3 separate regions of the Mus musculus genome follow, and all the other regions are linked to region 3. A link is a loop called in an ENCODE intact Hi-C map of the cell type or tissue named here. Cell type or tissue: heart. All regions are shown on one strand. Links, peaks and the distances in the headings refer to the core of each region. The heading gives the core; the rest is flanking DNA.

Region 1 (7,646 bases), core at 1,251-6,250, 440 kb after region 3:
CCCTTTAGCAACAAAGTGAAGAATGAATGGTAGATAGCAAAATAATTGAAAACATAGAGGGCAAGTAGGATGACTCAGTGTGTTAACATACTTGTGGCCAAACCTGAGAACCTGAGTTCAATTCCTGGGATCTACACAGTTGTAAGAGAAAATCTGTCCCTGCAAGCTATCTTCTGACCTCTACACTCACACCATGGCATGTGTGACCACACACACACAGTCACACACACACACACATACACACACACACACACACACACACACACACACAGACACACACACACACACACACACACACACACACACACACACTTAATTTGTTACAATGTGATGAAAGAATTAAATTATCCTCTTAAGCAAAGAGACTTGGTTCACTTTCTGCTAGACGTCTTATTGAGCAGTTGAGCACTGGTTTCTGATCTCAGGATTTCTGTTCAGCAGCTCAGATTACCTTCCTCCACCCAGATGCAAGGCTCCCTGAGAAGGGTTAGCTTCTATTGTTATCAAGAGACAAACTAGAATCACCAGGGAAGAGAGTCTAAGGAACTGTCTAGATCATGTCGACCTGTGGGCACGTCTATGGGAGCGTTGTCATGATTGAATATTCAAGATGGGAAATCCCACCCATTATGAGCATGCCACTCTCTGGGATTATCCCTGAACTGTGTGAAAATGTGGGGGTAGGGGCAGAAGCAGAAATCAAACTGAGCACCATGCATGTATGCATGCACTCTCCCTGCTCTGTGGATGTGACGGACTGTATCAAGCTTCCATCCTGACTTCTCTATGATGAGCTTTAGCCTGGACTTCTTAACGGAATGGACCCTTCCTCCCTTGAGTTGAGTTAGGTCAGGGTAGTTTATCACACTCAGACACTCCTCAAGACCCAACCTGCCTTGCTGTTGGCCACTCCAGCTAGCCACCCATCTGGCCAACTGTCTCTGCACAAGTTGAGATGGTCTGGGTTTTCTGGATGCCCAAAAGGCAATGCTCTGACACAATAAATGTCACTTGTAAATCCAAAGGTGTCCCAAGATAGATGAGGGCAGAGTAGGAGTTGACACCATCCACCAAGTCAAAGCAGAAAATCCAAAGTGATGGTTTTTATGAATGGACAGACTGAAGGTCCTGAATGTTCTTTGTCAGACTGGATTGGAGGGGGTTCTCCATGGATAGAGAAATCATGGGAGAAGATGCAAGGAAGCTGACATCCAGAAAACATCTCCTTATCTTGCTAGCTGAAATGAAGCTGTCTAGAGGCCTCTTCCTGGGCCAGGTGTGACCTGCTGGCTTCCAGGTTCATTTATTAGTGGCCTGACACTGAACATACTAACTGTACAATTTCTATATTAACTACTACCACCCAGCCATAATGAGTGCTCATAATTATATTTTATATAAAACAAATAATACACTGGCACAGAGCTTACAAAGGGGCCCTGAGTAGGAACTGGGCTGAGGAATCCATAGCATAATTCATGTGGCCCCACTATCCATATGGGATGGGTTTGAATTGACCAAAGATAGGTCAGAGACTCCCTTCTGGGAGTACAGGGCTTCAGGAGACCAGGGAGGACTTCTGAGAAAGGTTCTTCTCCTCCAGTATTCTGTCAGTATCCTAGGAAGACCCAGAGCTTGACGGAGGCACTAGGTCTAGGAAGAAGCCACTCTTTGAAGTTTTCTCATTTTCTCAGTCTCTCTCCAACTATGTGGTATTTATATATAAATACATAATATAATTGATTCTGTTTTTGTTGGATTTTTTTAGAGCAGCTCTCCCAATATCTAGACTTGGTGGTGAGACAATAAAGGATTTTTAGACATCTGATATAGAGTTTAAATGTAACTTGGGTTCTCCAATGAGACCACTGCTAATCAGCTATCATTCCAACTCATTTTTAGCCATCACCTCTCAGAGTCTCACATTCCTTGTCCTTAAGCTGGAAACAACCTTTTGCTAGTTTGGTACAGCATTGTTCTAAGAATAAAGAAGTAACCTATTGAGACTTCATTTTGAATATTTTGTAAGTGTCGATTCACTTAAATAACCCAATAGACCCCATAGGAGCACGAGGCTCAGCTCAGTTTCAGTCGATACTGAAAGGTTAAAGACTAAAGACATTGCCCTTGCTTCTCTTGCCTCTCTTACTCTCATACTCTTGCCTCTTGCCCCTTGCTTCCCCTTTCCCCATTCCCTTCGCCCCCTCTTTCTATGTGGTCATGGCCAGCCTCTACTTCTCTACTCTCTCCTTCTCTTTGCCTTTCTCTGCTTCTACTACACTCTGAACTCCCCTCCCCATGCCCTGAATAAACTGTATTCTTTTTTTTTTCAATTTTTTATTAGGTATTTACTTCATTTACATTTCAAATGCTATCCCTAAAGTCCCCTATACCCTCCCCTGTCCTACACACCCACTCCCACTTCTTGGCCCTGGTGTTTCCCCTGTACTGGGGCATATAAAGTTTGTAAGACCAAGGGGCCTCTCTTCTCAATGATGGCCAACTAGGCTATCTTCTGCTACATATGCAGCTAGAGACATGAGCTCTGGGGGTACTGGTTAGTTCATATTGTTGTTCCACCTACAGGGTTGCAGATTCCTTTAGCTCCTTGGGTACTTTCTCTAGCTTCTCCACTGGGGGTCCTGTGTTCCATCCAATAGCTGACTGTGAGCATCCACTTCTGTGTTTGCCAGGCACTGGCTTAGCCTCACAAGAGACAGCTATATCAGGGTCCTTTCAGCAATATCTTGCTGACGTATGCAATAGCGTCTGCGTTTGGTGGCTGATTATGAGCTAACTGTATTCTATACTAAAAAAAAAAAAAAAAAAAAAAGACTAAAGACATTAATTGGAGGTCATAGGACAATTTAGCTGAGGAGCCTACATACAAGCCCAGGAAATCTGAACTTTATTCTAATGACCTAGCCTGGTACCTAGGACAGAATCAACCAAAGAAATGTGGCAAAGGATCTTTGTCATGTTTATGAACTGCAGGCCAGCTCTGTGCATGGATCTTTGCTGCCTTCAGCAGATCTGAAGCATGCCTAGTGGTTTTTATTAAAAGGAAGAGAGGTGCCTGGGAGGGACTCAGTAAAGGGGAAAACAATGCCTGCTACACCCCCACCCTCTAGGAGCTGGGTGCCTTGGCCACAGAGGAGACACTGATGCCTTCCAGGAGAACACAACTGAAGCAGTAACAACAACAAAGTGGCATGGGGAGAAAGAGCAGAAATCAAGACTTCAGTTTTCAGCTGTCACCTGTCTATCATAGGCTCTGAAACAAGGACAGCTGTCCTCTGAGGCATGGCAACGCCAGTGTGAGCTAGCTCTAGAATCCAGATGGAAAGAATAAAATACAAAGGAGAGAAGCCATGATGATCATGTGGCTTAGGCTAAACAAGGCGTTCCGGGTCCCACTTTGGTCCAGATTCTCTTCTCCAGGTGACTCACCATGTTTGGTTGGTCCAGTTCCTTGTTCAATGCAGAGACTGTGGTAGACAAGATCAGGGAACCAGGGTCCTCAGACCAGTTAGAATCCCATTCTGGCCTCAGTTTGTCCCATGTATAAAATCAGGAGGTCAATTAAATTTTAATACCTTTAACATCTTGAAAATCCCATGTGCCCTCGACTCACTTTACCCACAGCCATAAATCAATATCCTTGGGGCAAATGATTTCATTTAGGTCAAATGATTACTTGTACATATACAGGGGAGAAATAAAGACACCACACACACACACACACACACACACACACACACACACACACACCTCCTGAACCTCATGTTTATAGAGCCCACTCCCACCTCAGTCATACACAAAGCATCCAGACAGTCGAGCAGAGGCACAAACACCTGGACTCTCTAAGCTGCTCCTTCCCCCACCCACTCTCTTGATCCCGCCCCACAGCCCCCTTTCCAACTCCCCTGCTGGGTAGCCAAGAGGGCCTAGCCTTCCACTGTCTAGTTACCTAAGATGATGGGCTGGTGCCACCCAATGGTCAGGATCAGAAGTACACCCTTGGTTTCAAGACCCAAAGGGGATTGGAAAGGGTCCAGGGTCATTCAATCCATCATTCTCTGTGCAGTGAGGTTGTGTCCAGAGTTGCCCTAGATAGACCAGGCTGCCTATGGTCGTAAACCTTCTCAAAGGTCAGGGGATTGTCACTGACACTCTGGGAGACTTTGGGCCAGGCCAGAGCCTAAAAATATTGGGTGCAAACTGTGTGCTCAGCACCATTCTAGAAGCTTTATCTGCAGTCTCCTTTTGATCCTCACACCTGCTGCTTTGCAGGGCATGTATTACTGTCTCTATTTTAAATAACTACTACTAAGAGGGGTGACTCTGAGACACAACTCCAGCTCTGACTGGCAGTCACCTGGCCACCCTGGACTTAGTCTTCTCTACATCTTTGAATCTAATCATTCATTCATTCATCCATTCAGTAATTCAGTCAGTCAGTCAGTCATTCAGTCACTCACTCACTCACTCACTCACTCACTCATTCTTCCTGTGAATGTTATGGATAGGATCCATGTTAGAAAGAATTCAGAGGGGCACCAAGGTATGACTTTAAATAGCTTCTAGGCTTCAAGAGTCAATGAGTGTTGTGTCTTCCAGAGTCCTTAAATATATAACCTTAGAGGCTCTTCTTTGTCAAGTTGTATGTAAGTACAAATGGTAAAAATGAAGCCCTAGCCTAGAGTGGAAGGCAGCCAGCACATAGAGGAGAGCAGCCAATGTGCTTGAGCAAAGACTCTTCAGTCCACATTCTTCTAATCTAGGACTGCCCCAATGTGAGCCCAAACACAGTCAAGGAAAGAGTGAAAAAAAACTGTGGTAATTGGTTTCAAAGGACTCTGTTTGTGTCACAGGTGAGAGCCAGGAGCAGAGAGGCACTTCAAGTGCAGAGAAACTCGGTATGTCCTGCCATTCTGACATCTCCAGCCTCTCTCCACAGCCCAACTCCAACCTTTGTCCCTACTCAACTGCTTCTCCACCTGCATCCTCACAGAGTCCTACTTCCCAAGCTCCAAACAGCCCACAATTCACTAGCTCCTGATCTTTGCTTATTTTGATTAATGCATAGGAATAGAATAATAGAATCATAGTATGTGAAATACCAGAAAAAAATCACCCAGTCCAAAGTGTGTGGATAAGTAAGAGACCTAGGTAAGAAGATTGATCCAAGATCACATGGCCAGCATATGTTATGGTATAGCACCATACAATGTAGCCTGTAAAATAACTGGGTGCAGAGTTCACACTGCCCTTTCCAGGATCACTTTCTCCCTTTCCTCTTCATCACCATCCTTGTGAAATCAGACAGTGATGGAGGTCTGCATCAATCAATTCTAAGTCATCTTTTCACATTCCCATTCCTTTCCAGTTTCCCAGCCCAAGTATAACTGTCCTTGAAGACAGAAAACACCTTTACTTTCTTATAAAGTCTTAATTCTAGCACAATGATGATTTAATTCTAGCATGCAAATTAATAAAGGCTTAGTTCTATCATGTACATATCAATATTGGGTGGGTAGCCGGAGGTATAGATGAATGGAAGAAAGGGAGAAGGGGGAGAGTGAAGGGAAGGAGAATTCTGAGGTCTGTAGCTTCATTTACTTAGCTTCTGTTCCCAAGTGCCCCAATTACAACCTTGCCAAAGAGGTAATCAGAATGCCACATCAAACATTAAAATAAAACCACGTCTTTCTCTTCCTTGTGAAAACAGCATTTGAAGCTGAGCCTGGTGGCATAGACCTGTCACTCCAGCTACTTGGGAGGCTGAGACAGGAGACCCACAAGTCCATGATCCCCTACCATACATACATATGAAATGAAGGCACACATATACTCACCATAAATTTGAGGAAATCTTTTTTTATTCTTTTTTTATTAGATATTTTCTTTATATACATTTCAAATGCTATCCCAAAAGTTTCCTATACCCTCCCCCCACCCTGTTTCCCTACCCACCCACTCCCACTTCTTGGCCCTGGCCAAGATACAATTTGCAAAACACAAGAACATCAAGAAGAGGGAAGACCAACGGGAGGAAATCTTGATAAATCAGAATTCCCTGAATACAGCAGATATGCCTTCACTTTCAAATTATAGTCCTATATTCTCAAATTCCTTTCTGCTACTCTCAAAGTCAGTTAAAACACCAGCCAACCAGCCAGCTGTGTTCAGAAGGGGTTGTCTCTGGGCTTTGATAAGCTCCCTGCACCCCACTCTGCCTTTACAAAGTGATCTTGTAGGATTTTCACCTGGGAATCATAGTTGGTCATTTTCTGCTCAACTCTCCCACATGCTCTGAGCCGCAGAGCTGACACACAAAGTAAGTGCTTATTCAGCATCCCTTGAATTGATGGTCCTCTTACCACACCATATGCTCCTGTTGCCCCTGAGGGTTCAGTTATATTTCATTGTAAAACCACTTAAGTTACTTTCTAGATCGTTATAAACAAGAGCCCTTCAGGAGCTGGACATAGTGTCTCCAAAGAGCCACAGCTTTAGGGCAAGGACAAACCAGGGCTGTAGAGCTAAACACAGTACACAAGCAAACAGGTACCTCTGAGGACAAAGAGGTACCTGGGAAAGAACTAGATCTCATGTGTAGGAGATTTGAGAAGCCAAATTTTGAACAAAATTAAGATAGTTTTAAACTAGTATTGTGTATCAATAAAACAGTATGCCAGTGGGTAGTGAGCCCTCTGGTAATACAGATGTCCATGCAACAGATGCAGATAAGCACTGAGGACAAATCAAAGGCCATGTGGGTTGCATCTGATTGAAAAGGTCTAGGCCAGAACTGAGCATCCATGACTTCATCAGATCTCTAAGAGTTGCCCAAGCGAAATCCCAAAATCTGAGTTGATTTCCATGGTCTATTTCAATCTTTTACTTCAGTGCCCTCCCATCCCACTCTCAACTCCCCAAAATCTTTGTCAGCATAGAGGTGTTTATTGGCGGAAGATCATCTCTGTGGTATTCTTCAATGCTCTTGTCCCACATTATAGGTCATGTGGATCTTGGTAGAGTTTTCATATACACCACCTTCCCAGAGGTCCCAGCATAACACCACCTTCCCAGAGGTCCCAGCATAAATGAGAGTGGTCCCTAAACCCACAGAGCTCAGTCACTCACTACAATGTCATGTTCACTACTTTCTCTCTTCTCTTTGCTCATTTCCTCAATCTACTGAACTCCCAGATCATTTTTCAAATAACCAATGTTTGCCCATATTTTTGCCTGAAGGTCTGCATTGGTGGTACCTCTGTCTCAGAATCTATGTTGGAGGCTGCAATGCAGTCTTCACAGTGATGGGCTGAAAGCACAGTGTCTTGGGATTACTCGTCAGTGGATAGGAAACCTGCTTTAGCCTTGGGCACAATGACAAACTTGAATGAACCTATTTCAACGTGTGCATGAGTCTCTCAGATAGCGTAGTGTCGAGAGTCTTCTCTCTACTGCAATCAACTTAATGATCCCAAGATGAGAACAACCTGAATCACCCAGGGAGTCTATAAGTCCAATCTCAAGTGCTTGTGAGGGATAAAGTAGAGGACGAGGTAAAGGTCATGTGAAGGAGATGGTGCTTGGGATTATGCAGACAGAAGCCAATGTCTAGAGCAATGTGGTTC
Region 2 (7,646 bases), core at 987-5,986, 150 kb after region 3:
TGCAGGTCCATGCTAAGATATATTAGTAATACAGACATGCACTAACCTATGGGGCTTTAAGGCCCTGAGGTAAGTTTTGGGGGTTCACACTTCATGCTTTTGAGATTAGTATGTCACCCATTGAGTCTTCTCCACTGCCTGGGAAGGTCCCTGTGTAGAAGAGGAAATTAAGGCTCTGAGAGGAACATTCTCTTCCCAGGGTTCCCAGTCGGGTCCTCTGCAGGACCTAACTCAGACATGAGCTTGAGTCTGGACCCAGGCCTTTAGAAGCGGCTTTCTCACCAATGACCACCTGCCTAACCTGTTCAGGAAGCTCAGCAGAGTAAGGAACACGATGCTGAAGAAGGCATGTGGCTCTCAGAGCCCCTTTGAGACCCCTTCGCACAGAGGTGATGAGCAAATGACAAGGGGCATCTCTGCTCCCAAGGGATTCCAGTCACGCGAACCCGACTAATTAAGGCTGGAACGATGTCATCTCCTGAAATAGCATTTTAATGACTGATGGCTCCAGTATAAATTGTTATCTCCTGATCCCTCGTTAGGGAGCTTAATTAGATCCATCATAAAACATATTGATCAATGACACTGAGCAGGTCCTCAGGACATTCAGTGTCCCCTGGAATATTGCTCTCATCTCTGTGGCAGGGCTAGGTGGGATGGGTCCCTGTAGCGATCCAGAATTCCACTGTCTCTTTCTCCCTGCCTTCTAGCCTTCAAGCCAGTCTCGGACCAGTCACTGTACAGACCTCTCATGCCTTAGCTGCCTTCCCCATTACCAGTAGTTGAGGATTTCCTTATTCTGCAAAAAGTAAAATGGATCTTGGAACCCCAGCTGTCACTCCCTTGATGCAGCCCCAGCCAAAAGAGTTGTCTGTCAGATGATAGCTTGGGGAGTGACAAACGAAAGAACAAAGAGACAAGGTAGACTGGATTACCCTCCTGACCTACGCACAGTGCCATGTGGAGCTGTGTAAACCCAGCAGCAGAGCCTCGGATATTTACAGCTGAGAAGGCAGAGTTACAGAAATGCCACCCCAAGGAGACATTGTTAGCACCCCAGCTGGAACTACAGCATGGCTTTGAGGAGTCCCAATCTAGACAGATGTGGGTTCAAACCCCAGTCATTTTATACACTTTATAAAATTTTAAGCCAACTACATAGGGTTTTGGAAATTATACTGCATCTATGACACTGGTGGTAACGATTAGGCCTTTCTCTTTGACTTATTACTGAGGTTTCAATGAAATGTCTTTAAGCTAAACAATTTTGGAATGTCCAAAATAGTTCAACAAATACCATTTTTTTTCCACTGAACATCCCACTGTTTCCATTTAGAAGGAGATTGGGCCTGCTTCATGAAATGGGCAGGGATGGTAACCTATGCCATGAAATACTTCGTCGGCAGCCAAAGTAGAAGGTGCTGGTTCCCATGGCATTTATTGATCACCTTCTGTGTACCTGGGTGTTAGTCAGAAGGTATCAGTGACCTCTGCGTGGATAAATCTTATTTAAGCTTTTGATCATTATGGTAAGAATTATTAAGATAAGGCATTGGCATACAATAGTGGTGAAGGTGAAGAGGCCGATCAGGAGAAATGACAAGGAAGGGCCAGCACCCCCAGACTCCCGCACAGACCTCAGGGAAAGACGTTGTTACTGTGGTGGCCCAGTACAATGTTCTAGGCATCCTAGACAGGGCGGGACTGTGTTGATTCAGTGGTGTGGACTCCATAGTCACGCTCACACATGGCTGCACTCTGTGTCTCTGTGTGGATGTCTCTCTGGTGTAGAAGTCACTTCACCAGAGCGGATGAGTCCTCACGTGTGTGCACTTGGGGGCCTTTTCTCTTGCAGTAAATGTAGCTTAAAAGCTGGTGACGGGGGCTCTTCCTGAACACCAACCACAGCACATCATTTTTCTTTCAGGGAAAAACGCTAGAAATTAACCTGCAAGGGGCAAGTCTCTCCTTTACTTCCTCTTTCTGCCTTCTCTTCCTCTGTGTGCGTCTCCCTCCATCTCTGCCGTTCTATTTATAGCTTAAGGCTTTCATGTTTTCACACTTAGCATATAAACGTCCTGTCTTACATGAGAGAGGGAGCACAGAGTGGCTCTGTAATTAGATCAGCACTCTGTTCCAACGGCACATGCTCGCTCGGGCTGGACATTGTTCCCTGCTCCACTCCCACCAGCAGACGTCACCAAGCCTCAGAATCCTGCCCGAACCCCTCCTTCCATGTCCCTTTTAATCCCTAATGACAGTCCTCCAATATGACTGTCCCCGGCTCCCTATCTGGTCCTCTTCTGCCACATTGGAGGTGACTTCAGTGTGCTCCACCAGGGCTCAGAAGAGCCTAGCTCTCCACTCTGATCTCTATGCAGAGTGGGAACCATCCCTGCTTGTTAAGGCCATCAGAATGACAGCCCACAGGGACAAAGCTCACCCCTCAAACTCGCTAGGTCCCCAGTCCCTAAAAAATAAGAAGACACAATTATAAAGATTTAAATTAAATGGAAAAAATACAGGAGCTAGGAAATGAGGCTTCATTTCCAAGCCCTCTTGATGCATGTTAGCGAATATTGTTGAGAACAATTAGGGCTGTGTGAGTGAGGGGTTTTTCCTCACTCGCTTGTCAGGTCAGAAGACAATCTGTTTATTTTCCTGATACAATTTTATTCAATAAACTGAAAGGATGGGAGCCGGGAAAGGGGATATGAACAGGATGTGTGCCATCAATTTGTCAAATAAATAACCGTGCTTGGAAACAACAGATTTTATTAATTAGACAGGATGGTGTATTATTACCATTAAAGTGTTATATTGCATTAATTTTTATATTTTACTCGGCTACTAATTACTGTAAAAGATTTCGGGAATGAAGCAAAATAAAATCATGCAGCATTATACATAATGTAAAGATAGCGTGAATTAATTTGCCCACTGATCGAGAGAGAAAGATGCACTGGGGCTGTCTGTGCTTCCTTGGCTGGCCTGGCCCGGGAGCCCCGGAAGCAGCCCTGTTGTTGGCAGGCAGAGGGGTGGGAGGTGAAGGATGCCTTGAAGCCTGGGGTTTGAGGTCAGGCACTGGACTACTGGCTCTGTAACCTTTAACAAATACTCACCCAGAGATCTCCGTGTTCAGTCTCCACTTGCCTTATGGCAACTGTAAGAGTTTGCCAGGAGAGAGAGAGAGAGAGAGAGAGAGAGAGAGAGAGAGAGAGAGAGAGAGAGAGAGAGAGAGAGACTCTTTCAATGTGGGAGGGGTGGAAGGGAGGATGGCAGGATTTGTGCAGGTGTTAAATGAAAGAGTATTCAGAGGTCTAGATCCAGCCTGGGTAGGCTAATGCCCAGGTCCTGGTAGAGCCAAGAGGCCAGGTCCTGAGAGAATCATATTTGCAGCTTCTCAGCCACTGCCCTGCTGGGACATACTGCATCCAAGTGGTGCAAAGCTGGCTGCTACTAAGGTCAAGACAACAGCGCCATGAGATCCTTGTTGTAAGTGCAGACCAGAGGTCTGGATAAAACAGGTGTCTCCCCCAGGGAACCCCATCAGGCATTGGTACCACGGGAAGGAAAAAGCACACCTCACTTCTGTGCAGCCAGACGTGAGCTATATGGATACAGCCATGTCCCCCTGAACAGAGGTTTATTCTTTAGCTTAGAAAATAAAAAGTAAACTTTTGTGCTCCCTCCGCGCTCCCCTCTCCCACCAAACAACAACAAAACCAGGTTGTCTGCCCAGGCAGGGGAATCCACGCCTGGCACAAGGTCTGATGGGGGAGGCAGGATGGGTTGGGCGCTCTTTGGGAACTCCCCATGACTACAACGCTGCAGGAGCCAATGGAGCCCCCACCCGCAAGATCCTCGCTGACCTGGGCAGTGCGGCCCACTCCCCCCCCCCCCCCCCCGGGGGGTGTGCTCCCAGGCGCAACTCAAGCCCAGCCGCGTTTTTCTGCAGGCTAGGTCTCCATAGCCAGGGCCCAGGAGAACCCACATTTCTCACGACCTACTGCCACCTACTGTCCATAGATGAGAACTGCAAGCCTCTTGGAAGTGTCCTTGGGGAGCCAGAGCAGCGACTCTGGGTGCATCTGCTTAAAGCCTCAGTTTCCAGAGTGTTCCGGAACTGCGTTGTGTGGGAACAATTCTACCAGACCTCTTGAACCCTTGTGCTATATCTTACTTGGGTGACACCTGGGAGGTCTGAAAAGGTTTCCCCTGGGGTTAAAAGGTTCCTCAGAAAGGATCAGATGTAAAATTTACAGTGAATGTTCCCATTTCTGATTCTCCTGGTTAGACCTTAATCTGTGCTGGAGTCTGACCTCCCTGACCAGGGCATGCCTTCAACCTTTTTCTCTTTTACTTGCCCTAATGTTACTTTGTCTTAACTATTACACGTGTTGTTTGGGCCCGAAGTCCTGTCTGTAGTAGTAATTTAAAAGTTGAAGTCGTATGTGTTCTTGTCCTACTTCCCAAATAATTGACACAAAGATCTATTAAGTTGATTACCAAGCTTTAACCTCTGTGACTTGGCAGGTATTCATCTATTCTAACAGTCTAAGCTATCTGTTGCTCAGCCCCAGGGCCCTTTACCTTCAAGCTGAGTCTCACCATCTTGCTCTGGTCCGAGCATTGCCTATGTCTGTTCTCTCCTGGTGAACTGATGGTGAATCCCTCAGTGACCTGCTCATCAGGACTTCTTCTGGACACACTGTCTCAGGGTTTCTCCACGTAGTCTCTCTACCTTCTTTCCCCGTGGCCCTTCTCTTCTCTCTTTCCTCATGGTCTTTCTCTTAGGTCTCTCTTTCTGGAACCAGATAAAACTTCAGCTTGAAATTACTACTGCATCTGATTGCACTCTGGCTGGCCAGAAGTTATTTAACCCTTTTTTTTTTTAAAAAAATACTCAATATTATTCATCTTTAAATCTAAAACGACCATGCTTTCCATACAGTTGGTCATAGTATGAAATGAATGACGATATACGAAGGACCAGGAACGAGCCTGGCATTCAGTAGATGCTTTACAAGTGCATAGTAAGGGATTATTCAAGGCTCCAATTATCTGCATACTATCACAAGATTTCCCTTCATCTTTTAGCTCCCTAAGTGCTAAAATCATTTCAGAATCAGTCACGCTATCAATCATAGCTACTTGCACAGGAGAAAGTAGTACCATGTATCTATCTATCTATCTATCTATCTATCTATCTATCTATCTATCTATCTACCTACCTACCTACCTACCTACCTACCTATCTACCTATCCATCCATCTATCTGTCTATCCATTCAATAAATGTTCTACACACAATGCTCTGGGGTTAAAAGGGTGGAACTGAAGACTGAAACTGAAGACTGAGACCTTTCATTCACAGAGTTTATAGGGTTAAATGAAGACAGAACAAATGAGTCAGGCATGGGGCCACATTCCTACAATTTCTGCACTTGGGAGGCAGAGGCAGAGGGTTGTAGGAAGTTGGAGGCCAGGCTGGTCTACATTAAAAATTCAAGGCCATGTAGAGAATGCAAGGGGCTATACAGTGAGTGAGATTCTGTTTCCAAAACAACCCCAACAAATAGATGTACAGATGAAGTGAATATTAAAGCAAGAATATCCAAGGTATCTGAAAGAAGTATGGGGTGTGGGGTGGGCCTTCTGCAGATGGGGCCAGCATAGGGCTCTGAATGAGAGGTGTCTGTGTCGAAGGTGGTCTGATGCAAACTTGAAGTATGAAAGAGGTAAATGGTGGCTTCCTGGGGTATACGGAGGAGCCTAGCTATGAAGGGGAACAGGCACATGATCTCAGTCTTGCTGAATGTGTGCACATACAAGTCAAAGCCCAGAGGTCTGCATTCTCAGAGGGAGGGGATGGTATTGCATGCAAAGTACAGTTCAATAGACCTGATTATAAAAAACAAAAGATGAAAGAAAAACAAACTGGACCAGGTAGTGATGTGCTCTGTTAATAACAGCAATATGGAGGCCAAGAGAATCTGGAGTTTATAGTCAAGCTGAGCTACATGGCAAGACCTTGTCTCAAAGATTAGCAGTTGCTGGAGGAGAGAGATATCTTTTTCTTCCGTGGTGTAGTCACTGGTAAGTGCCCAAGCGCCTGTAAAATAACTGCTCAAACCCATGCTCCTGTAAGCAACCCTAATTAAACTCATTAGTTTACACACACACACACACACACACACACACACACACACACACACATACACACACACACACTCACACACACACAGAGGCATGAAGGTAGGTAGGAGTTAGTTGCATGAAGTGAGATAGGAATTTGGGGACAAGATAAGACATACACATATAAAAATGTCATAATGAAACTCACTGTGTTATATTTAGTTCTTTAAAAAAGAACCCTAACCAGCAGAGTAACTAAACAAACAAAGAAGTGGGAAAGACTAAAATAAGGTGAGACAAGACATGGGAAGAAGAGACAGGAAAAAAGAAAAGAAAGAGAAAGGGAGAGATGGAGAGTTATGAAGTGAAGAAGGCAAAGAAGAGGGTCGCCAACATCAGCCAGAGCTGACGTATAGCCCAAAAAACAGGGAAGATCTTGATCCGCCTGGAGAACATGGGAAAACCCAAATGGACCAAGCTTGGTGAGGAAAGGACACCAGCAAGAGATAAGGTAGGGCCGTGGCCTTCGGAGTTTACTACAAGGACCTTTGATTTTCCGTAGAGTCCTGAACTCTCAAGCAGCCATAGGGCCAGCCTCATCTTGGACAAACCAGTATCCTGTACTGAAAACGTTCACAGTCTGTAAGTGCAGTGGTCACAATGAGCAGAGAGCCATCAGAGAAGGCTGCAGTGAGGATGGCTATGAAGGTACCTGAGGGATACCATGGATGCTCATGGATTATGGACAATCTGTGCATTCTGAGGGTCCTGCTCCTTCCCGGCACCACCAATCAGCTTGGAGCAGAGATGTCAGACTTTGGATGGCAGGTGATGAGTGGAGAGAAGGAGCAAGGGCGAAGCAAGGACACCCCCTCCACACTGCTCAGTTCCGTGTTCCAGGGTTATAGACTATTTTTCTCTGTCTCATAGAACAAACACCTCACAGTGTGTAGTTACACGTTTATGTTCTATGCGCATCTGTGCAGTGTCTAATTTTCTGAGGACTGCATGCTCTGTGTGAACCAGGGTGGATTATGCTTCTAACACCTCTGCATCCCTAGACCTGGCACTTAGGAGACACTCATATAACTGAATTAATGAATAGATGATGAATGAATGAAACAATCTACTTTTCTTAAACTCGGACCCATTCCCTTCGATTATCAGCCAAGAATTCACATTAGTCATCCTCTCTTAAGCTTCTCCAACATCTTCATTCTAAGATCAGCCCCCCCCCATGATTCTTTTGATTTTGATGCCCCCCCATAAACATCTGCATGAAATTAAACATCACCGGATTTGTACTGTTTGATAGGTGTTCTAAATGCAATCTGCCAAAACGGGGTCAAGAAGGACTATTGCTCCCACCCACCAGATGAGGAGCCAGGCAGCTGAAGAGGTGAGGTGACTCATCTGTGTCACAGCTCTGGTGTGGAAGGCACTCAGTTCAGTGCCTCTTGTGGGTCTAATCACATGACGAGACACAACAGCGGCTCTGCTTGATGGGTC
Region 3 (7,646 bases), core at 1,480-6,479:
TTTTCATATATGTACATGTATGTAACCAAACAAATATACACAGATATGAGTGAGATATAGACAGATGTGCACATATATGCACATTGGCCTCTATATTCTTTATATATATTACAGAAAGATATGCTAACTTATATCATTGCCATATGTACGTATGTATTAGACACAGATATGCTCACATGTATACCATTGGTGTATCTGTATAAATATATGTGTATATGTTAGATACAGATACACTTGTATGTATGCCATTGGAGTGTGTTTGTAAGGGAACTTGTATTCCAATCTCTGTCCAGTCTGAGACCTTGAGAGTTGTTGTCTGGGACACTGCTTGAGAAGCATGCTGTGGCTGCATTCTGATTCAGTGGCATAAAGCTGTGACTGACTAGTGAGGCTGACCATGGACCAGTGTCAGGAGGTGCCAGCACCCCTCCCCCGCCATCTCAGCCTAGCATCTTAGCTTCATTTTGAGGCTACATGCTATAGCCTCTCACCCTTTTCTATATTCTTTCCATCAGTTAGGAATTCTGTCCTCATGGATATTGGTGAGTCTTCTTCATGATAAAAGAAACATTTAAACCTACAGTTCTCGCAGAAGGCTATGCTTTCTTATCCTTTTCCTTCATTGTTGTATGGCTTTGGAGATATCCCCCTGTAGTGGTGTTCTCTAGCTCCACTCAGAGAGTTCCACATGTGTGCACTGCAGCATGCTGGGAGAACTGGGATACCTTGATGATAAAAATCAATATGCTCTTGTCTTCATGTCCTCGCAGCTGTGGGTTCTAGTCCCACAGTGAGTCTTAGCTCCTTGGGTAAAAAATACTTCTACTTTACAGATGGAAAAACTAAGGACAGGAGTAGAGAGTTAGCTGCTGAAGTCCTATCAAGGCCAGCAATACTAAGTCCGACTCTCGGTGAGAGCCTGGCCATCAGGCTTGAGGGCCCCTCTGCAGCTGCTTCGTTCTGGGTCTGGGTGGCTCTGAGGGCAAGCACATCCCCCCCCCCCCCCTTGCTTGCCGCTTCCTACACTTGCTCTTAGCCAAAAGGCCGAGAAGCGATAGCTTGCCGCTTCCTGATTCATTGCTTTGATGTTGTGCTTTCATTGTGTTGGCTTTATAACAGTAAGCGGGAGTGAGTGAATAAATATAAACTCACCCCTCCCCCATTCATCTGAGGAAAATTACTATCACTTTCCTACATCCTATGGATAGAGAAGGGCACAAAACAGGCAGGAAGGACCCCACAGCCTTATAGAGTTTAAACTTGAGGAGTGTGGATTTTCCTCTTTCCACCTATTTTAATTAACTTCCCCCTTCCACACACCCCTCCCCACAAACTTCAGGCTACAGATGATGTTGCTACACTTATTTTTCCCGATGAAGGTATCGAGGGCCAGAAATTAAATAATTTGTCCAATGTTGCTTAGAAGGTAGTAGACGTATGATTTGACATCAAGGATGGGGGAGATGGCTCAGTGGACAAAGGCACTTGCTATCAATCCCGAGTTTGATTCCCCAGGGCCCACATGGTAGAAGGAAAACAATTTCTGTGAGTGGTTCTCTACCTTCCACATGCACCCTGTACCTTGCCCAGCCTCCACAATGCACACATGCACACCACACATATCTGTAGAAACAACTTTACAGTTCTTGAACACCAAAAGTTTGCCTTCAGCCCCTCTGTCATAACCAGTGTTGCCATGTGTTTAAGATTGAGAGAGAGAGAGAGAGAGAGAGAGGGAGGGAGGGAGGGAGGGAGGAAGGAAGGAAGGAAGGAAGGAAGGAAGGAAGGAAGGAAGGAAGGAAGGAAGGGAAGAAATGAAGGAAGAAAGAAATTCAGAGAAGTTAGTCTGGTGAGCCAAGGCCACACAAGGTTTAGAAGCAGAGCTAAGCTGTCTGACTCTTACACACTAGGCTTTACCCAAGCTGTCTCTCCTTCCCACACTGTGGTAGGGAACAGGGCAGACACATCAATGGGTACTATGGCTTGTAGGAGCTGAGAAGATGGAATTCTCTAGTATGATATGCACAAACTGTCTGTGTCTCACATCAGCGAGCTGGGGGGGAGAGTAGGGACAGAATACCAACACACCAAATATTACTCTAATTTGCTCAAAGGCTGTGATTGTATCAAGTTCTAGAAATAATGAGTGAAACAGACGGTTAGGCCACTGCAGCTGGCCAGCAAATTTTTGGCTCAAGTGTTATAATTATTAAACACAGGGGAGAGAATGGGTGAGGAGACAGAGGGAAGAGAGCGCACACAAGCAAGTCCAACGCTTAGTTTGAGCTAATTTATCCAAAAAACTATACAACCCAAGAAGGCCAACACTTGCTTAAATTTAGATTTGGACACGACTCCTGTCACACACACATAAATGACTACTGTTTCCTGGACACCCACTCAGCACACACAATCACTCCCTCAGCGCTGCCAGCCCGCTGGAACAAAAGGGATTTTGATTCTGAGATTCTGATTATTTTTAAACTTTAATGATAAATCCTTTCCTTCTCCACATTAAAAAATAAAGGCTATGCATCTTGCCATTAAGGGTCCGCTTGCTGCTGCTTGGTTCTCCCAGGCACTTATGTTGTTTAAATTTTAATTTCTGGGTTGAAATTTTTATTGAAAACATCACTATCTTTCTAAATAACAACAAAAAAAGTTTTCTTCTCTTGTCACTGTCATAGTTTGCTGCCTTGGTGGAATGTGTGTGTGTATGTGTGTGTGTGTGTGTGTGTGTGTGTGTGTGTGTGTGTGTGTGTCTGGCTTTTCCAGTGATTCTGTGGCTTGAAATTACTAGACCTGCCCCCAGACAAGTGGTTCCTGTTGTTTTAAAATTTTTATTACTTTTTACTGATTCTGTGTGTGTTCACGTATACACACATGTGTGCCACAGTGCTGATGAATCAGAGGACAGTTTGCAGAAGTCATTTCTCTCCTCCCATCATGTGGGTCCTCGGGTCTTCAGGCTTGGAGGCAAGCACCTTTACTTGTTGAGCCATCTTGCTGGCCTCGATTATTGTTGTTATTGTTGGTGGTGTTTTACAATCCAGGGCTTGTCTTGAGGGCAAGTTGAATACTTAAGACCTTACATCGTGGGTCACTGTGGAGCAAAGCCCCTCTATAATAGTGACATTAAGATAGTGTAGTGACAAGACAGTCCCCATGTCCTTGCCACTGCCAGGCTAGCTCCAGGCGCTCTCCATTTATTCTCTTTCTATAATCTTCAGCAGGGGATGAGGAAGCCACCATGACTCCTGTCCTAGAGGAGACAGATTGTGACAGAACTTCCTGCATCCCAGGGGAAGCAATGCCATCATTTATCACTCTGGACGAGATGCTGACAGCCACAGATATCAGTGGAAAATCTGATGTGGAGAGCTGAGAGATATCCAAAGAGAGATGTTTCTAGTTAGGTACTGGCCAAATCCAGGCAGACGGCCTAACAAGGAGAACATTTGAGTTAAATATGGAAAGCAGACAGGATTCTGACAGGCGAGGTGGGATTACACCAGACAGCATTCTTAGGAGTCAAGAGAGAAGGGAAGACAAGCTTATGAAGGATGGTTCAGCTATTGAATGAGGAGAAGGCCCATGCTTGCTCCATGGTTGGTTCCTGAAATCCGTGGACCCTTACCTAAGGACATTCACCTTTTCCCTGCTCACAGTTGTGTCCTTGCTCACAAATGTGTCAGTTGGGAGGGAACACACTGTTAAGAAAGATCAGCCTTAGCAAATGGTGACAGGCAATCTGTGCAGGTAGAGGGAGGAGCAGTACACTACGGGGAGGCACTTCAGTAGCGGATCTTCCTAGCTCTATTTCTTGTCTAGCTTGCCCTGCTTGGTCTCAGGCCTTGGGTCCTGGCTGTCTACTTTGGACCCCCAGGTGGCCCCATGGGTCCCAGTTTGACCCTCAGATAGCTCTCTGCTGCCCCCATCTGGCCAAGCGACCCATGCCACAATTCATTTGCAGGGCCTGGCCTAGAGTTCCCAGAACATTACTGCCAGGAACATAACTGATCCCGTGACTGGACACGATTCAGAACACATATTCTGTGGTGAACAGGTTCATGTCTATAAGTACCCACAAGTGACCTTGAAAGAACATCGAGGAGTGATCACTATTATTGGTGGTTTACAGATGGAGACTCAAAGCAGAGAAATGCAGTGTCTTTAGGATATGAGCTATGAGTATTGATCAGGTGCTTACCTGTTTTCTATTAAGATCTGGGACTCCTGCTATTGAGCTACTTCTGCCCAGATCCTGCAGGAGGGGAGACTGGCAAGATGTAGAGTAAGGGTATGGTTTGCCTCAGGGGCTAGGCAGGGTTGGAGGGATGTGAGGAACGGGAGGGGTAGCCATGCTAAGAACTGTATCATTGTGGACTGAGGCCAAATCGAGAGGGAGAACTTTGTATGGGAAATGGAAGGCAGGGAATCTTGGAGCCAGAAGCACAAAAGGCCACAAAAGGAGCAAGGGGCACCAGCTCAGGGCTTAGTGCTCAAAGCGATGGCTGGCATGGTGGCTTAGGACTGCCTGGGTGTGTCTCTCAGTTTCCTTAAATGGATAGGGTTCTTTCTGGCCCAAGACATCATTCCAACTTGACAGCATTTGAGGGTTAAGTCTCCGTCTCTTAGAAAAGTCCTATTAAGGAAAACCCACTGGCATTTTTCAAGCTGAGAGCAAGGCCCGGAGGAGTGGCAGCCAGACAGGGTGGTTTCTAATGGAGGCACAGTGGGATGGGAAAAGCTAGGTCAGGGGTGCAGCTGGCAGCTGCAGGAGGGAGAGTCTGAGAGAGGTTGGGGAAAGTCAAATGCAAGCTTCTCCCACTTCCCACTTTAGCCTGGGGCCAGCCATGGGCACAATGATAGCATTTTATTTTTAACAGAACAATTCTCAGGAAGGCTTGGGGTGGGGGCAGGGAGAGGTAGGAACAGAGCTATCCCTTTGCACAAGTGAGTGTGTCCGAATGACCTGGCTGGACCAGCAGAAGTTGTGAGTGGGTTTAGAGAATGCACAGAGTGCCAGAGGTGGGTGTGAGAGCTGGGCATATGTATGCACATGTGTTCTCAGTCTCTAAACGTTCATAAATCTTGTAAGACACCTCCATGCCCTAAGTGTTTCCCATCTACTTACACAGCCATAGTTTAACTCTCTTCAGAGAGCAGGGCAAAGATGAGTGTCACAGTGCTATAGGAGCCTTCTGGGCAAGCATCACTCAGGCCTTATGGCAAGCAACAGACAATCATAATGTCACAGAGATTCAGTGCAAGGATGGGTGAGAACCTCACCTGAAAGCAATTTATATTTTAAACCAAGAAGTCCCTGTGGACCCTTGTGGTCTTTTTTTTCTCCTGGGCAGTGAAGTCCTTGATTCAAGTTATCTCTGTACTCATTGGTTCCAACCAGATCCTAAGTCTGAGGGTGTAACTGTAGAAAGCATCTTTTCTGACAACCTCATGGACCAATGGACAAGTGAGTCTGACATTGGCAATCCTATTGCCAGCCACCCGGCATTAAGAATAACTTGAAGCTACTCCACTTAGCAAATACATAGGAAATATTGTTCAGGGGCAGAGGCTGTGTAGAAATTGGCACCATAAAGGGCATGTCTAGAGCTGAACATTGGGACACACCTGCAGTCCCAGCCCTCAGGAAACTGAGTTATCAGGGTCTTGAGTTTGAGACTAGCCTTGGGTACATAGTGAGACTTTGCTTTAAAGAAAATATCCAGTGTAGGGATCGATGTAATTTCTGTACCTCTCCATAGCCTGGACCATAATTCTTTTACATAGGTGTTCAGGGTACCAAGCTCAGTTCTTCATGCTTATGAAGCAACTGTTTGCCAGACTGCACCATCTTTCTAGCCTGACATATAATTTTTGAAAAAAATATAGTATTAGGGGAGATGTTCAGAAGTTCTCTAAAAGGAAAACAATCTAGAATTGAAAGATATTCACGGAATATATATCTCATTGAGTCACTGGGAAAGTGTGAGGTACCCGTGGCAGAGTCCTTACCCAGCCCTGCTCTAGCACGAGGCGGTTCAGCATCTTTTGAGTATTCTCAGCAACTACTAGAAGTGGCAGCACAGGTGCCAGGTCAAACCTGTGCATAGCATGATCAAAGTCTCAATCGCTAAGCCCAGAACAGACCCAGCCAGCAGCAGGGATACTGAAGGGTGTATCTCATCAAATGGGTGGTTAAGGATTTTGTTTGTTTTTGGTCTTGTTTTATTGCTTTCACTTTTTGACGTAAATGCACATATTTTTATTCTTATAACATAAGCAAACAGATCCAAAGAATGAGTGCTGGAGTATGGAAATTCATTTGAACTTGAATCCACCATCCCCCACCCCCTAAAAACAAAAGGCATCTCGAGTGATGAGTGAACCATTTAGGGGGGGTTAGCCTTGTGACTGGACCCCTGATCGATCCACCCTTTTTTATTCTGCAATTCAGGAGGGCTGAACCTGGACTAGCTCTGCAGGTGAGTTCTAATTGGTAAAAATTAAGCTGAGTCTCTTCCCTGCTATAGCAGTTTGGTTTTGGTCATGCAGGTTCAAGCCAGAGACCCAGGTCATTTTCCTAGGACCCCAAAATACTGAAGTAAAGATCTTCATATTAGTGCCTCTGACCCGGATGGATGTGAACAGAAGACACATAATCCAGAATTAAGCTCAGCAGCATCCTGAAATCTTGAGAGGAGTCAGGCTCTAGGTAAAGCTGCCCTAAGAGGAAGGCTGCACATGCTAAGTACTTACCACACCTCTGGCCTTGCTTCTTTCAGAGATTGTACGAGTTGAATGGGCGTTAGATTATTTTTGAGTTTCCCTCAGTAATGTTACTTATGGCTTAAGAAGCTCTGCTATGAACCAGGCCTGTCATCTCAGCTCTTCAGGATGCTGAAGTCATAAGGTCACAAGTCAAGGGCTGCATGGACTGAAGACTGAGGTTCAAGGCCAGTCTGGCAAACTTAGTGGAACTCTACCTCAAAATAAGTTGTTAACCTATGGCTTGGGATAGAGCTAAGTAGTGGTACAGCCCTTGCCTTATATGCATGGAACCTAAAGTTCAATATCTCGTACTGAGTGCATAGCATTAGGAATGCCCGATACAGGGATACTAAAGACTGCATCTGGAAATGGTAACGGAAATAGAGAAGGTGGTGTGAGAATAAAGAGGGAATGAATGGGCCAGAAGGGTTTCAAAACTACTGCAGCTTCTTTAGCAACCTCTGAAGAATCCAGGCAGCAACAGTAAAGGCCTGAGCCATCCGAGCCACGCCACAGTCATTGGAAGCCTCTTTTTCCAGAGTTATAGCTGTGAATGGAAATTCTCTGGCCTGAAAACTGTAGTTCTACCACACAGCCAGTAATTTGTGACTAACAAAACTTATTTTTGTATACATGAACTAGTAATAGGACCAACTAGAGAATATTAGGTAGGCTAAGTGCAAGAATTATTTAAAGTGGCTAGCATAAATATATTCAACATTCCGTAGTTTCTGTCTTATCTCTTTATGCTAGGAAGTGACAGATTGGTGCCCACAGACCACTTGTAAGACCTGCCATGTACTGACAGTTTTGAAGATTGCCATTAGCCTTTTGACCCTCTACTGTTTTTTCAATCTATTGATCTGCTG

What was found. A loop is a pair of places that touch in the nucleus more often than their neighbours do. Peaks named below come from ENCODE experiments on the same cell type or tissue, not always from the same donor. Only the 100,000 strongest peaks of a DNase experiment are listed, where the experiment ranks them.
Region 1: a loop joins it to region 3, with 3 times the contacts of the local background. A loop is called at or near these places in 3 of 42 quality-filtered maps.
Region 2: it touches region 3 in a loop (2.2-fold over the local background); 10 of 42 quality-filtered maps call a loop at or near these places.

What each region holds. Positions count from the first base shown.
Region 1 is chr7:114,918,711-114,926,356 of GRCm38, reverse strand. No RefSeq gene overlaps it. Among named protein-coding and RNA genes, the nearest start is that of A730082K24Rik, 26 kb to the left of the region's middle. In heart, for the core only: a CTCF peak has its summit at 4,018 (motif pointing left); no DNase peak of the experiment used is centred there; H3K27me3 peaks cover 508 bases.
Region 2 is chr7:115,213,320-115,220,965 of GRCm38, reverse strand. No RefSeq gene overlaps it. Among named protein-coding and RNA genes, the nearest start is that of Gm34282, 85 kb to the right of the region's middle. In heart, for the core only: CTCF peaks have their summits at 3,825 and 4,045 (motif pointing left); a DNase peak (open chromatin) is centred at 3,955; H3K4me3 peaks cover 617 bases; H3K27ac peaks cover 2,768 bases.
Region 3 is chr7:115,363,366-115,371,011 of GRCm38, reverse strand. No RefSeq gene overlaps it. Among named protein-coding and RNA genes, the nearest start is that of Gm45999, 31 kb to the left of the region's middle. In heart, for the core only: a CTCF peak has its summit at 3,943 (motif pointing left); no DNase peak of the experiment used is centred there; H3K27ac peaks cover 248 bases.